Linked DNA regions of Homo sapiens: all the other regions are linked to region 1. The links are chromatin contacts, found by Hi-C or POLR2A ChIA-PET in ENCODE. All regions are on one chromosome and are shown on one strand. The core of a region is the stretch at or near the end of the contact, and the rest is flanking DNA. Distances in the headings are between cores, read along the strand shown.

What was found. Hi-C counts contacts between places; a loop is a spot of excess contacts on that map. ChIA-PET counts read pairs that join two places held with the same protein, here RNA polymerase II (POLR2A). Pooled maps may share reads with other maps.
Region 2: a loop to region 1 is called in a map with no recorded cell type, with 3 times the contacts of the local background. The contact joins two enhancer-like sites. A Hi-C loop is called at or near these places in 8 of 37 single-sample maps with no recorded cell type and 3 of 50 pooled maps. POLR2A ChIA-PET finds 5 or more read pairs at or near these places in 3 of 52 experiments (AG04450, activated CD4-positive, alpha-beta T cell and activated naive CD4-positive, alpha-beta T cell).
Region 3: a loop to region 1 is called in a map of MCF 10A, with 12 times the contacts of the local background. The contact joins two enhancer-like sites. A Hi-C loop is called at or near these places in 5 of 168 maps with a recorded cell type or tissue (HCT116, IMR-90, K562 and 2 more), 3 of 37 single-sample maps with no recorded cell type and 10 of 50 pooled maps.

What each region holds. Positions count from the first base shown.
Region 1 is chr15:42,470,244-42,473,481 of GRCh38, forward strand. ZNF106 (zinc finger protein 106) reads right to left here. Exons shown (of 22, transcript NM_001366845.3): 2 at 1,993-2,078. The coding sequence starts at 2,046. Among named protein-coding and RNA genes, the nearest start is that of ZNF106, 19 kb to the right of the region's middle. Within about 2 kb of position 1,442, at least 11 of the 41 ENCODE cell types and tissues checked have a DNase peak (open chromatin) inside an H3K27ac peak, as active enhancers do.
Region 2 is chr15:42,182,882-42,185,757 of GRCh38, forward strand. VPS39 (VPS39 subunit of HOPS complex) reads right to left here. Exons shown (of 25, transcript NM_015289.5): 8 at 1,636-1,819. Among named protein-coding and RNA genes, the nearest start is that of MIR627, 15 kb to the right of the region's middle. Within about 2 kb of position 1,535, at least 2 of the 41 ENCODE cell types and tissues checked have a DNase peak (open chromatin) inside an H3K27ac peak, as active enhancers do.
Region 3 is chr15:42,083,380-42,086,327 of GRCh38, forward strand. PLA2G4D (phospholipase A2 group IVD) reads right to left here. Exons shown (of 20, transcript NM_178034.4): 4 at 2,834-2,948; 5 at 2,112-2,152; 6 at 1,717-1,759; 7 at 337-400. Among named protein-coding and RNA genes, the nearest start is that of PLA2G4D, 9.7 kb to the right of the region's middle. RefSeq lists enhancers at 268-883, 828-2,027 and a silencer at 1,052-1,346. Within about 2 kb of position 1,597, at least 5 of the 41 ENCODE cell types and tissues checked have a DNase peak (open chromatin) inside an H3K27ac peak, as active enhancers do.

The DNA of each region.
Region 1 (3,238 bases), core at 192-2,691:
ATACTCAAGTCACTTAGAACCTTTTCTCCTCCATAGTTTATTTGGAGAAACCAGAGTTACACTAGTTTGGGAAATTGGAGACAAGCATGGCTTCAACACCAATTGTTCATAGTCCTATCTGAAAATAAGTATCAGTTATCCCTTCCAACTAACCCATTTTGTTACTTTCTTAAGTCATACCACTCACTTAAAGCAGGCCATTCCCTTGCTTTAAAAAAAAATAAAAAGGCAAAAAATAAAAATAAAAACTACAACCAGCTTTTCCTTTTTTTAAAAAAAAGGAAAATAAATAAAAACTACAATCAGCTTTTCCTAGGGCAGGAGTAGATAATTCCAGCCCTTCATTTAACTTCATTATGATCATGGAAAAGTATGAAGAGATAAAAGTATGTTTGAAACCAGAGTAGCAGAGCCAGAAAGATTTAAAATGGCAAAATCACAAAATCATGGTATCACAAGATAGGGCTGCTATTCTATGAAACTCTGATATCACATCTCTGAACAGCAGCCTTTCCATCTCACATCTTCTCCCTACCTCTGTCCAACGTGAAAGTAGTCATAAGGAATTCTGACTTATTGACAATTTGTATAAACCTTCATCAAATTTTTAAAACTAGAAGAGCATTCTTCTATTTTTGTAAACAGTAGCAGGTATATTATTAAACATGATTTTTAAATCTCACTAATTTTTCCATCACTAACAGAAATCTAGATAGAAAAAAAAATAGTATCCACCCAAGTCTACTTGGTGGATCATAATCGACCCTTCAGTCTGGCATCCAACACTGTTTATCAACTATCTTCACTTAATTACAAATTACAGTCCTGCTATTCCCAAGGCAAAACTGTTTTAATCAGATGAGCCTTCTTGCCAACTCCTAGAACTGTCATACTCCATTCCATTTGTCTCTGTACATGTTGTTCTCCTACCCAAAATATCTCTTCCTCGTTTCTCTTAAACCATCGTTACTCTAGACACTTTTCAAAGTTTACCACTTCCACTCACACTTCCCTGGCTAACCTAGCCCATGATCCTCCCAGTTCTCTGCATTTCCAGTAACAATCAAGAGCATCTTAAAAGCAAAGAGAATAAATTCCTCAGTATTTAAACTAGCAGCACTACTCTGAAAGCAAATGATAAAGGCAGGTAAAGGCAAAAAGTGACACAAATTGCAGCCAATTTTAGGTCCTAAAAAGATGTTTTGGCCGGGCACAGTGGCTCATGCCTGTAATCCTAGCACTTTGACAGGCCCGAGGCAGGTGAAAAACCTGTGGTCAGGAGTTCAAGACCAGCCTGTGCAACATGGTGAAACCCTGTCTCTACTAAAAATACAAAAATCAGCCATACCCAGCAGCACATGCCTGTAATCCCAGTTACTTGGGAGGCTGAGGCAGGAGACTCACTTGAACTGGGGAGGCAGAGGTTGCAGTGAGCTGAGATTGCGCCACTGCACTCCAGCATAGGCAACACAGTTAAGTCTCCATTTCAAAAAAAAAGTTTTACTTTGAGCAACATCCCCACCTTGTGGACATCTAGGATATTGTTAATACCATTTCTGCTGTGCTGCATTTTTCACAAGCATAGGCATAAACAGATTGTAGGTACATATAATAGATGCTATATCCTTAGCTAATCAAAAAGTACATGATTTTAAAATTACAGAAAGCAGTATGACTTCAAATAACCTTGGAATTTTAAGGTATCTTCCCTATAACTGGTTACTAAATTTCTGTGTCATCTAGTTTTGAATACGCTCAAATTCTGGATGGACAGAAGTTTAATAATACAGGTACTGGCTTTAGGAGGCAGTAACGAGAAAGAAACCAGTGGAATGAGACTATGGTTTAGGAAAGAAAAGAAGCATAAATAAGACATTGTCAAAGCTTTTCCTATTAATAACATATGTCTATTAATATTAATAACATCTATTAATAACATGTCTCTTTAAAAAATAGTCATAAAGCCTCAGATTCTCCCTCTTCCATTATTACCTTTTTTGAGCTGTACACGATGTGGCATAATATGCATTTTCGTTCTCGTACCATAGTGACCAGATCTGAAGCACTCAACGTCACAGCTGCAATGAGGAAGTAACATTTAGTAACCTTTTCTCCTCAGTACCTTCTTACATTCATCTTCACATAACCAAAATTACAAGTCTTATCTTCCTCACCTCCACCTTGCTCCTCCCCCAGATCTTTCCGTTTCCAGGTGCATAGGGTAAACATTTTGGGAGCCATCCTTGATCCTTCTTTTTCACCCCATATCCACCCTCATTAGGAAATTGTCAGACCTACCTTGCTATATAGCCAAATTCCAACACTTCTCACCACCCAGCACATCTCTCATCCCACACGGCATTACCCTACTACTGAAACGACTCCTTCCTTCTGCTCTTGTCCTCTCACAGCTGATTCTCAAAACAGTGTTTTGAGAGTAGCCAAAGATTCTTAGAATAAGATTCTTTTAAAGTTTAATTCAGAATGGACAGGTGCAGGGGCTCACGCCTGTAATCCCAGCATTTTGGGAGGCCGACGCGGGCAGATCACGAGGTCAGGAGTTAGAGACCAGCCTGGCCAACATGGTGAAACCCCGTCTCTACTCAAAATACATAAATTAGCTGGGTGTGGTGGCAGGTGCCTGTAATACCAGCTACTCAGGAGGCTAAGGCAGAATTGCTTGAACCCAAGAGCGGAGGTTGCAGTGAGCTGAGATTGCACCACGGCACTCCAGCCTGGGCGACAGAGCAAGACTCCAACTTTGAAAAAAAAAAAAAAAACAAGTTTAAGTTAGAACATATACAGGTTGAAAATTCCAAATCTAAAAATCTGAAATCTGAAATCTGAAATGATCCAAAACCGGAAACTTTTTGGGTGTCAACATGATGCTCAAAGGAAATGCCCGCTGGAGCAGTTTAGATTTGGAATGTTCCGATTTGGGATGTTCAGCCAGTAAGTACGCAAATATTCCAAGATCCGAAAAAATCTGAACTCCACAACACTTTTGGTCCCAAGCATTTCGGATAAAGGAACTCAACCTGTATGTAATTCCTCTGCTCAGAATTTCCCAATGGCGTCCATCTCACTCACAGAAAACCTAGTCTTTGCCATGGCTACAATATCTGTTTCTCTCTTCCTCTCCGAATCATTCGCATGCCCTCCCGTTCTTCCTCTATCATTCTGGTGCACTTGCATTCCCCTCGTTGCTATTCTTTGTTCACATCACAGATCCTCCCAC
Region 2 (2,876 bases), core at 285-2,784, 290 kb before region 1:
ACATGCCTCTTAAACTCATCTACCAAAGTTCCTCTTCTGAAGGGAAAACAAGGTCGCCTAGAACATCGGGAAAGCCTCTCATAAAGCTCCATAAGCCCCTCAAACTTGTGACTATCCATAATCCTGGGCCTTTTAAAATACTGACCTTTTGATTTCTCTTCCTTCTAGTCTACTTATCTCTAACCACAACCAGAACAATCACCCTAGAACATGATGTGTTTTTTGTTTTTTTTTTTGAGGCGGGAGTCTTGCTCTGTCACCCACGCTGGAGTGCAGTGGCACAATCTCGGCTCACCGCAACTTCCCCCTCCCTTCAAGCAGTTCTCCTGCCTCAACTTCCCAAGTAGCTGGGACCACAGGCACACACTGCCACACTCAGCTAGTTTTTTTTTTTTTTCGTGTTTGAGACGGGGTTTCACCATGTTGCCCAGGCTGATTGTGAACTCCTGAGCTTAGGCAATCTGCCTGCCTCAGCCTCCCAAAGTGCTAGGATTACAGGCGTGAGCCACTGTGCCCGGCCAGAACATGATGCTTTTATCAAGACATTCTACCATTCAGGAATCTACTGGCCTCCCAGACCTTCTCACGGACATCTACCAACTGGCCCTATTTCACTGCTCTGTAATTCAGACCACCTGTATCAAGTCAGGCTCTGTAATACCCTCTCCCAAATCGGCATGTCTTTCTTTGGACTTCTACTCATTTATTGGGCTTTCTGCCTAGATTGAATGGAAATTTTTCTTCAAGCCAGGTTCCAAACTCCCTGCCTGACCTAGTCCATAGTTCAGTCTTACCTATGTAATGAAACTTCTTCCTAATTAAACAACAAACTTCCCTTTCTCTGAACTACTGAATTTTAACTCATCCAATTTAACACCTTAAGCAGTGCCTTGTTTTGTCTCTTTATCCAAGACTGTAACCCTTGTCTCCAGAGACAGGGGTCTTTAAAGACAGAAAGCATGTCAGTACGTCCCACTTCACAGCAGTAACTATTTTAGTAATGCTCACTCTTCCGACTGAAAATAAAATGGGGCAAGAGTGGTTATATGCTTCCAGGCAATTCCATTGTGGAGAGCTGGGAACCTGAAGCAAGCATAAGAACAGAAGCACCTAATGCGTAGAATAGAGGCTGACACCAAAATCACCTAAATGTTGTCTGTGCCTCTAAGCTACAAAAAAAAAAAAAAAAAAAAAGCAACAATAGAAAAACCCTTCAACATGGAATTACTATATCAAAAACCCTTCAATATGGAATTACTCATACTATAGGAATACACAAGGAATTTCCACTAATTTCCAAATGTAGTCTATTTGGCAGAGGACACAATCAAAACTCTTAAAAAAAGGAGGAAGAAAAAAACTAAGAAGTAAAAGATAGCAGTAGATAATCACTTCCTAAAATAAACATTTCTGTTTATATGTTTTCCCCCTCTGGAGTAAAACTCAGCTTCTTGCAAGAACTAGACTATCCCATTTTTAATGACCCTAAAATGTCATCTACTTATAAGAAGGGGAACTGAAAGTGAATGACACAACGTAAACCAGTCTGCTAAAGCTACGAATGGGACTCCGTTCTGCAGGAATGGCACACAACCTCAACCCAAAGTGGGAAACAGCAGCTACTGTTGGTCTCACCCATGGCCACTGGTATGTCCGTCCAGTTCAGGGCACATTTCTGTGTGCAGATCCCTTCCTCATTGAGTACCACGGTGAGATCATCCTGGCCCACAGCCACTTTTCCATCTGCCAGAGGTGCAACTAAGGGCTCCAGCTGTTTTCCTGTTGGAAAGAGCTCTTTGATGGACCCCTTTCCATCCACCTATAGGAAGAAACAGAGTGAGTCACCTAGCATTCCCCAGCCAGAGGTAAGAACACAGGAAAAATCCAGATAGAACCCGAAACCTAGAGAAGCCAATAATATTCCTTGTTTGACATAAGAAAATGTTACAGAGTTTATTATAATAACCGTTGTTATCACAATGTAAAACCCGTTCTCTAATGCAAAGGAAAGCATCTAGCCTGGCAACTGACAATGCCAGGTGCTGGCAAGAATGCAGAGCAACTAGAACTCACATTCACTGCTGGTGGGAATGCAAAATGGTGCAGCTGTTTTGTTTGTTGGTTTCTTACAAAGTTTAAGATACACTTGCCATATGCCCCTTAAAGATACACTTACCATATGCCCCAGCAATCCCATTCCCAGGCATTTGCCCAGGAATGCCAATGTATGTTTACACAAACGCTTGTATGCAAATGTCTTAGATGCTTATTCAAAATTGCTAAAAATTGAAAACAACTTTTTTTTTTTTTTTTTTTGGAGACAGTCTTGCTCTGTCGCCCAGGCTGGAGTGCAGTGGCACAATCTCAGCTCACTGCAACCTCCGCCTCCTGGGTTCAAACAATCCTCCTGCCTCAGCCTCCTGAGTAGCTGGAACTACAGGCGTGTGCCACCACGCCAGGCTAATTTTTTTTTTTGTATTTTTAGTAGAGATGGGGTTTCACCGTGTTAGCCAGGATGGTCTCAATCTCCTGACCTCGTGATCCACCCGCCACGGCCTCCCAAAGTGCTGGGATTAAAGGTGTGAGCCACCGCGCCTGGCCAAAATCAACTTTGTCCATCAACTGATGAATGGATAAACAAACACCTTGCCATAGACTACTATTCAGCCATGAGAAAGAATAAACTATTAACACACACAACAACATGGATAAATCTCCAGTGCATTCTGCTAAGTGAAAGAAGCCAGACTCAAAAGCCTACATATTGTGTCATTCAATTTATATGACATTCTGGAAAAGGCAAAGCTATAGGAGATGAAGAACAGATGAGTGGTTACCAGAGGTCTAGGAACAGAAGGAGAGGCTGACTTCAATAT
Region 3 (2,948 bases), core at 347-2,846, 390 kb before region 1:
CCCCAGCTCGGACCTGGGACAGCAGCACCACCACCTGGATTCAGAGGATGCCTGGGAGGCTGGGCCATCGTCAACAGCATTCTGAAAAGGGCCCTTCCCAGCCCAAGGGGCCCCACAACCCCCCATCCCGGACTCCTGCCTTCTGCAACATGCTCTCCCCCAGGTCAGGGGACCCTCCTGCCCAGCGGAGATGCGTGGCCCTCTGTGCCATGTGGGTGAGAAGAGAGAGGCAAGCTCTACCCTGCTGCTGGCCTCCTGCCCTGCGCAGGCTTCCCAGCAATCCTCCTCACCCCCACATCCAGGCAGAGTCCAGGCCTGGTTCTAAGCTGGTCTCACCTGCAACCACAGCGGTGCTCCCTGTGCTGTCCAGATGCACATCCAGGCATGACAGCTCTCGGGCCTGGGGAAGACCACATCATGGGCAGGGGCCTCTGCAGGGTAAGCTGAGGTCCCCTTAACCTCAACCCTCTGAGACCCACTGTCCCAAATCCACCACACACACAAGGAGTTGTGTGGGCTCAGGATGGGATTGGCTGCAGAGGCCCTTCATCCCATTGCCGATCCTCTGCCGCGGCTGAACCTGATATTCCGCAGCAGCCAGGAGGGCCCTGGCTCCACACCTCCCCTCCAGCTCCCCTGGCTTTGCCAAACTCCCGAAACCTCCTAGAGCGCCCAGCCCTCAGACACAGCTGTTTCTTCTCTTGTTTCCCTGTGGCTTGGAGCTGGAGGAGGTATTCTACCACAACTCCAAATAATCTAAGCAAGCCGCCCATCCATAGGAGGGTAGACGGGGCGTCGGACAAACCCTCAGAACGTCTCCTGGCTGTCCTCTGTGGCCTAACTGGGGGACAATGACAAGGCCAGGCCCCCGTGGCCTTGCCAAGGGAGCCTCTGCATGCTGTCTGTGAAGCATACCAGCAGATGCCCGCCACCCACGCTCCACACAATCACTGAATTTGCCCACCTGCTGTGTGTCTCCATCACCTCCTAAGAGGCAGTGCCATCGGCTTGACTTTATTTTCATGTGTATTTTTAAAAGTAATACCCGTCCATCAAACAGCCCCTAGGAGCTTAAATGCTGGGCTCTAGGTGCCTTCGCCCGTGACCCTGGACCCGCCTGCTCCCAGGTCTGTGCTGCTGGTCTGGGTCACTGTGATAATCGAGCGCGTCGCCCGCTCGCCACCTTGCGGCCATTTCTGTCCACTGCAGCTTCGTGAGCCCGTGGTCAGGAGCGCTGACCAGGACTCTCCCCAGTCCCAAGGAGGAGCTAGCTGCCTGAGCCTCTGATCCTCCTAGGTTGGCAGTACACCGCCCTGGGAACTCCCTCTGAGCCTCGGTGACCTCAACGTGAACAACCGGAAGGTGGGCCTGGCCTACCTGATTTCTTCACCGCTTCCCAGGGAAGCACTCAGTCAATCCCTAGAACTATGAGTTCACCGCAGGTGACTAAACACCTTCCGGAAGCACCCCGAACAGCCGTGGGCCAGAACCTCCTCTCAGCAGAGCCCTGCCTCCCCTCTCTCTATGCGCCCCTTAGCTCCAGGCCCCTCCAAGACCCACAGCCACAGGTGACCACCTGGCTGGAAGGCTAGGGGTGGTTTTACCACGAAGCCCTGCCCCTTCCTTGTCCCTGCTGGTCCACACCCCAGGCAGCTGCCCTCCCTCCCCAAGCGTCTGCTCTGGGGCCCCTCCCCTAAGCCTGGGGAAGGTGCTTACCACAATGACTTTGTTGGTGATGAGGTTTTCTGGGCGATCTGACCTGGAAAAATCAAACCATGCAAAGGCAAACGCTTCCTGCATTGACCTCCCGCTCCCGCCCATGTGGGGTCTCCCTGGGTGATGCTGAGGGCTCTGTAAGTCCTGGATTCGGTTCAGGGACAAGGGGAGATGCTTTGCAGGAGGAGAGGGGAGGGGAGAGAGCAGAGAGAGAAAACATCGGCCTTCCTCTCTGTGTTTCCCTAAGAGAAGCCCCGCCCCACTCCCGACCTCTCTGGCAGGGGTAGGAGATGAGGGACAGTCAGGCTGGACTGACCACAGGGAGATCTGGGTCAGGGCCATTTCCTCAGAGCCTGAGTCCTGAGACACTCCCTGGGCTGTGTGACATTACTCACGTTTCTTCCATCAGGAACTCCACATCCAGCTCCTCCTCTCCCTGAAATCAGAGAGCATGAGCAAGTCATCAGCACATACCTGTGTCTTCAGAGTTGACACAGTTCTTTTACAGGTGTCATCTCATCCTCTCAAGCGGTCTCCAAGGGAGGCACGTTAGTACAATTATTTCCAATTTATGGATGAGGAAACTGAGGTATGGGGCCAGATGGGCTACCTGCCCACATTGCCCACAGCTAGTAAGTCTGCAGAGAACAGGTCTCCCTCCCTTGGAGGTCCCACAACTCTGGGCAAGACTGAAGGGGAAGACAAGGAGCACAGCCAAAGGAGGCATGATGTGCAGGACCCATATCTTTTTCTTGAGGAGGGCCCAGACCCCCGAACTCTGCCGTCCCCACCCCCAGGCTGCAGCAGGAAGGGACGTGAGGCCTTCACAAAGCAGGCCTTGGCACCACCAGCAGGAGTGATGGATGCTGAGCTGTGTTTTGAGGGGTGGCCTTCCTGCCACAGGTGGCTAAAATTCCTCCACTGGGTGATTCAGCCTGTAACTGTAAAGTGAAGCCTTTTCCTTGCTTATTAAAATGCAAATCTAAAAAGGGGTTTAGATTTTTCTGTGAATGAGTTCACCCCAGCAGCCTCCCAACAGGTGGGAGAAATAGCTACTTCCTCAGCTTGGAGTTGGAAGAAGTGGGGCCCACGGGGACTTCCCCACCCACCCACCCACCTGGGGACTCTGGGAGAAGGTTTTCCGGAGCAGCTTGCCAGGGAGGACTTCTGAGATGTCATAGAGAACCTTGAAGCAGATGTCATCCTCCGTGACTGAGTCCTCATCATAGATG